2 separate regions of the Mus musculus genome follow, and region 2 is linked to region 1. Evidence: chromatin contacts called from ENCODE Hi-C or POLR2A ChIA-PET data. All regions are on one chromosome and are shown on one strand. The core of a region is the stretch at or near the end of the contact, and the rest is flanking DNA. Distances in the headings are between cores, read along the strand shown.

Region 1 (3,098 bases), core at 273-2,772:
GAACACGGAGACCCAGAGAGATTAAACAATTAAAGTAACATCTACAACTGGCAAGTGATAGAGGCAGGACACCAGATCATGTGAGAATGCATAGAGGTGGTGGGTTGAACAGGACACAAATCCTATCTAAGTGGGTTTTTTTCTTGGGATGAACATATCCAGGGTACATAGGAAAACAGTGGAGATTCAACCCTATCTTAATGTTTGAATGCCTTAAAAGCAAATGTGAAAAGTTCTAATGTTTCTGGTAGTTCTAATACTTCCCTACCATGCCTAAAGGAGACCCACGAATAGACCATATCCAAAGACTAATGAAGAGGGACAGAGGAGGCTACATCATGTTCAGGAAGTTTCCACTCCTTTAAATGCCTCCACAGATGGCCATATCTAAGGAAAACGTGCCATGTATCAGGGCTGTTCCACTGCTCAGTCCTCGTGGGGCTTGGAAGGGCACACCTCTTTGGGCCCCAGTTTCCACCTTTACATCAAACAGTGATTAATTGAATATTAAGGTCTCTGCTTCCAATCCTAATTTTCCAGAATTGTGTGGATCAATGGAAGGAGTTTCTTCTTTGTGGCTAAGTGGCATGGCCGCTTGCTGTATGCAGAACGTCCTCTGTGCTGCTGTCCGAGGAATTCTGTGGTGCCTTCTCCTTGGGGACTTGCGTTGGCCCTTCAATGCCCAGCTCCTGTGAGGTCTCCCTGTTGGTACTCCACAGCACCTGCTTAAGCTACAAGTGTTTGGAAGTCTCTACTCTGGAGTGGCCCCACGCGAACGGGACCCTGTTTTTATTCCTCTGTTACTCCTGAATCTCATATAGAAGCTGGCGGAGGCAGGGCAGAGGGACAGAAAGCACCAGCTGGATCGGAGAGAAAGAGGATGGAAAGGGGAGTAGGTTCCCTGGCTAGGGCCGAAGAAGATCACATTTCTCTTCCTCTCCCTTCTCCTGCTCCTCAGTGCAGAGGGCAGGGTGAGCTGGAACTCCCAGGGCACTCTTTATCATTTCCACTTTATCATTTCCATCTTAGATCTGCTCTGCCCAGGTCTTCCTTTGGGAAAGTTCAACAGCGAAACTAACCGCTGTGATTTTCAGACGTCTGTACACGGACCCTGGATGTCTTTCCGGAATCTATTTCTTCTTTAAAGACTTGATGTACCACTGGTAGTGCTTCAGCTAGCCCTTGGCCCTGATTCCTCAAAGGAGGGGATCGACAGGCTAATGTTGTGAATGCTAGACCAGAATAGGTTTGATGGACAGGGTGTTACTTAATGAGTGTAGGGGGGACACCGGCGAGCAGTCCAGAGCACAGGTTATCCTCTACTCAAAGCCAGAAACGGATGCTGTGTCTCAGCTCTCCTGGGTTCCTTCCCCAGGCCCCGCAGTGCAGAGATAGCACTGGGGCCCTGGGTGGGTGGGGCCTGTCCCAGGGGCGGGGTTCCCGGGCGCCTCGTGGCCAGGGTGACCCCGCCCCCTCCCTCCTGCGCGCGCGGCGCTCTGACTCCACGGAGCTGTCCAGCCTCAGTGCCGGAGCTGGTCGCCTCTCGCGCGCAGCGCCGACTGCCCGCCTCCCCGCCTGGTCCCCGCGCTGCGCTCCCGCCCTCCCGCCCCGCCTCGCCCTGCCCCGCCGCGGCCCGTCCACTGCTCCCCGCGGGCCCGAGCCGGCCGAGCGGCTGCCCGCCGGGGATCTGAACGGCGCGGCGGGGCCGGGAGCCGAGGGACCCGCAGAGGGGACCGGCGGCCCCGGACGGCTGCCGGAGGGGCGGCCGTGCGTGGATGCGGCGGGAGCTGGAAGCCTCGAGCAGCCGGCGCCTTCTCTGGCCCCGGGCGCCCTATGGCTTGAAGGTAAGAACTGGTTGGCTGGAGCCAAAAGCAGTCTGTGGCCTCTGCACCGGTCGAAGCGTCTAGAGATGACCGGCCGGGAACAGAAGTTTGTCCAGCCACTCTAGCGCCGCCTGTCCGGGAGCACCCTTTCCACTGAGTCTCCGTCGGGGAGATTGCGTTCCGGGCGTCGGAAACCTGAAGGATGGCCATCCCCAGTCCTTCTTTCTTAGCGTTCTTCGCGCTTTCCTGTCTGGGCGGGAGTCCTGATCCTGGCTAACAGTCGGTGTAGCTGTGGCTTCAGAGGGTAGGGCATTGTCCTCCTGGTATTCAAGACTAGGACCCCAGGCGCGCACTAGAGTTTCCCACCACCCAAAAGGAAGAAGGGTTGTTTTTGACTTTTCTGTTATTGGTGCAACCGGAGACTTTTGAAAGGGCTAAAGCCAAGGTTGATGGTGAAGCTGCTTCCGGGAGCGGTCTTCCATCCTTAGGCTTTCTGCTGTCCTTGGTGCTGAATCCCGTTCTCTGTCCGCTGCTCTGTCACCCAGTCCGAAAGAAAGCCGGGTATTTTAGACCCATTTTCCCCAGGGAGTGTAGGTGACAGTGGGGGCGGGAGACAGTGATAGAAGGGGACTGTCCATCTCTGGAATGGATCAAGAGCCTCACTAAGTCCATATGCGAAGAAGCTTCTCTAAGCGTCAAACAGAGCACTTCCCTTTTTCCTTTTTTTGCGGCGGGCAGCCTGTGAGGTCTCTCTTGAGGAGCAGAGTTAAGAGAGCCGGTTGCCACCTACACAACAGGCTTTGCCATGGACACAAGGAACAGCATTGCAGCTCCCTGGGGATAGGCCCTTGTTCTCAGCCACAGGGAAACTGCTTCAGCGAGTCATCTTTTTCCTCACTGGGTACCTCACTGGGTTCTTTTCTGGGGCTCCTGAGGTTGGATGAGGTGCAATCCAGTGTGTGCACTCCCTCTCTAGGTCCCTTTGCACACTCAACAATTTATGGATTCTGACTAGGCTGCAAACCTTTGAGGACAATCTTGATTCTCTCTTTGGGAACTAGATGTTCAGCGTTACCCCAAACCCTGCTTCAGATGCAAATACTGTGTTTATGCCTGACCCACCCGGCCGCATTAGAGCTACTTGAGAAAGCATTCTTTTCATCTTTCCTGTGTGCTGTTGTTTGATGAGGGTGGGCAGAAAGCAGCCTACACGAGTGCAACTGATTTAAAGAGAACCAGGAGGCTGATTTACTGGGTCCCTGCCCCCTGGCTTGG
Region 2 (3,240 bases), core at 254-2,753, 150 kb after region 1:
AGCCATCGCAGACACAAATCTCTAAGGGAGGCAGTATAAATTATGAAATTAATAATATAAAACACTAAACAGAACCATCGGGCTTATTATCTGTCTAAGACTAAGTGTTTGTAAATGTCGTGAATAACAGCAGGGTGAGCCATTTCCCTCTGACTGCTGTTTAAGGCCAAGGGACAGTTATTATTTGTGGCCACACTTCCGGAGAGCTGCCAGCCCTGCCTCTGCTGGGGGGAAATGCTCTACAATAATTCCTCCAAAGCTAACCACCAACCACTGTGATTTAGGGACCTGATGGCAAAGGAAGCTGGGAGAGGAGCCGACTTATTGCCAGGGCTGGGGGACGAGTGTGGTCTTCCAACTTTGGCCATGACAGGTGTGCCTAGTCGGAAGCTTGGGCCAGGCAAAGCACAGGATAAGTAGGGAGAAGACTACCTTCATGAACATGTCCACACTCCATTAAAACCGTTGCCTCCGCCCTGTTTCTGAGGATGAAGAGGAGGTGCCACAGTGCACCAGCGTCTGCTTTTCAGTACTCTACCAAGTACATTAGCTTTATTACACTTGATTTTGAATGTGAAGACTACATGATAACCTCGGAGGTACCCAAAGGCGTATCCACACAACCTAAAGATCACCAGAAGGATAAACTTCCCCAGCCTTGGCCCACAGCGAGCCGCAGCTCGTTTGGGAGCGCCCCCTAGGTATGCATATTTTAAATACACTATACTGTGGTTCCAGCTTGCAGACAGGCGGCTTGGTAGTGCAGTCAGACAACTGCGAACTAAAACTTTGACATGCACAATTAGCCCGTGAGTCCCAGTTTCTCCGTCTACGTTATGGAAATCATAATGCGAACCCAGAGGACACCACGGGTCTGACTGTAGCACCCTGAACGTGGATGCGTGATTAGTCAGGCTTCTTTTATCTAGAAAACAGCCTTGGCATATGGCTCAAACAGCTAACACTCCCTAGGAATGAGATTCACATCGGGGGTGGGGGTGGGGGTGAGGTGGGGGGTGGAGGAGGGAATTAACTCGTGCAGAGCTACAGGCTGGCCTGAACCAGGCGCTTCATGGACGGAGAAAGCCAGTCTTTCTGGAACAGTACACCCAAGCCAGAAGGGTCAGCAGGAACGCAGAGCCAAGGCTCCCTGGAAAGGAGCAGAGCGGCGGTGGGGTGGAGGACCCACACCCGAGCCCCACCCTTCGGTACTACACAACTCCATGGAGGGAGGGCGGGGACAGCTGTACTGTTGCCAGGCAACCGCTCCCCAGCGTCCTGGCCCTGTGCTTCCAGGGTTGGTCTCAGCCTGCAGCTGGTACTGGATCAAACTCAGGGCCCGAGTCAGTGGCCTCTGTCAACTCTAAGCCCAGGCCAGGAACAGTTCCAAGATAGATTCCCCACGGCCACCCGGCTAGACTGACCTTTAGTGCCCAGGATCGGACGGGAAGTGGAAGCTGAGGACAGGCTGTGACTGGCTTTCGCTGGGGAGAGGCGGGGCCTTGGAGAGGGCGGGGCCTCTCGTGACCCAAAGAACGCGCTGCCCCGTTTGAAGCTGGGATGTCCCACCCAGAAGCAAGTTGGTGCCGGCTGGTCGCTAAAGCAACGTCAGTGAAAGCCCTTCCACTCTGGAGCCGCGAGGGTTCTCCCAGTTGGTTTCATATCTTTAGTCCCATAATGTAAAGGCTCCATCCAGCGTACTTCGGTGTGAGTCCAGGTTTGTTTTTAATGACCAATGTATGGCCTCCAAGGCAGTACCGTCTCTTTGATTCTCAATTTTTCTCGTAAATGAAATGGAAAAACGACACTTTTCCGACAAAGCTATGGTTAAGGGGGCTGGATCCTATCTAGCTACAGAAGTGAGTGATATACAAACAACAGTAGGATTTAGGGTAGAGAGAGCACATCACAGGGAATGGAAGAGTGGTGAGTCCTGAGCTCTAAAATGTGGGTAATGTAGATCAGTCAAAACCAGAATCTACAAAAAAGTGCCTGAGGCTAGCCAGTGGCCAGGCAAGAACCCAGGTAAGAAGAGGCGATGGGAGTTCCAGAACTACTGGCCGAAGAAGGGACAGACTCACTTGCACCCAGGACTGCCTTGGATAGTGATGCTCAGTAGCCACAGACTGGCTGGCTGGTGCGTCTTCAGAAGCTCTTTCTGTCTGACGGCTTCCATTCCTGTTGCTATGGAGTGCAGCTCTGCCCTCCCCAGTCCCATAAGCCCATGTGTTATAGGACTAGTTCCCATTCCTTAGGACCAGAGGTTTGCCTTTGTTTTGTCTTTTTGTTTCTAGCACGTGGACTTAGATGAGCAAATGTGCCTACAGAAACTGTCAAGTATGCTATTCCGGATGGAGAAAGGATAAGAGAGTTGACAGTTTGCATCAGGCTTCCAAGGGCCATCTGTCCTGAAGAGTAAGATTACAGTGGTACAGTCACAAGCCACTTTGCGGGGACAAATCTTACACTTGATAGATTACTAGGGTTTTGTTTTGTTTCACTTTGCTTCTTTAGCTGGTCTGTGTGTGTGTGTGTGTGTGTGTGTGTGTGTGTGTGTGTGTATGTGTGTGTGTGTTTTGGATGCTATACCTTTCTGTGGCCCTGCATAGCCCAAAATTCACTTTGTGGCCCAGGGTGTCCTCGAGCTCAAGGTGATCCTATTGTCTCGGGTGCTGGGATGGCAGGTGTGTGCCACCAAACTTACCTCGGATTGGTCAGAAGTCCTAAGTGACCCCAGAAAGTCAGTCACCTGGCAGCAAAGAGTCTCATGCTCTTTTGTCCAGGCCTATGTAGATTTTACTTTTGTGCCCTGGTAACTTGATATGGCCAGTGTGGTATACAGATAAGCAACTGTGAACAAGAACCTTCAATAACCCGAGTGTGACTCATTGACTATGCCCCCCCACCCACCCAGCAGTTAGCCAATGGAGGCCTGTGTGAGCATTCACAGAACCCAGTCTACCTTTGATTCATAGAAGAGTAAGCAGTAGACCCGGCTGATAAGGGGGTCAACATTTTGGGTGGCTTTGTTGCCTCGGCATAACATGCTCAGCCACTCTGACCACGTGTTCTTCACTTGATGCTATGCCAAAAATCTAAGGGTGCTGTGGGCGAATCTATGCGGATCAGGATGACTGTTGTTAGATTTTAAGGGTCAATGTCTGTGTGTCCTCCCTCCAGCACAGTGGTTTACGTGTGCAGAGACTTTCAAAAGCATTAGTGAGCTGTATTTCAAGGATG

The links. A loop is a pair of places that touch in the nucleus more often than their neighbours do. ChIA-PET counts read pairs that join two places held with the same protein, here RNA polymerase II (POLR2A).
Region 2: POLR2A ChIA-PET joins it to region 1 with 12 read pairs in embryonic stem cell. The contact joins the promoter of Ttc12 here to the promoter of Drd2 in region 1. A Hi-C loop is called at or near these places in 2 of 37 maps with a recorded cell type or tissue (adrenal gland and left cerebral cortex). POLR2A ChIA-PET finds 5 or more read pairs at or near these places in 3 of 5 experiments (all embryonic stem cell).

The regions. Positions count from the first base shown.
Region 1 is chr9:49,338,881-49,341,978 of GRCm38, forward strand. It overlaps Drd2 (dopamine receptor D2), which reads left to right and starts at 1,523. Exons shown (of 8, transcript NM_010077.3): 1 at 1,523-1,844.
Region 2 is chr9:49,484,722-49,487,961 of GRCm38, forward strand. Ttc12 (tetratricopeptide repeat domain 12) reads right to left here and starts at 1,504. Exons shown (of 22, transcript NM_172770.3): 1 at 1,425-1,504; 2 at 1-21. The coding sequence starts at 6.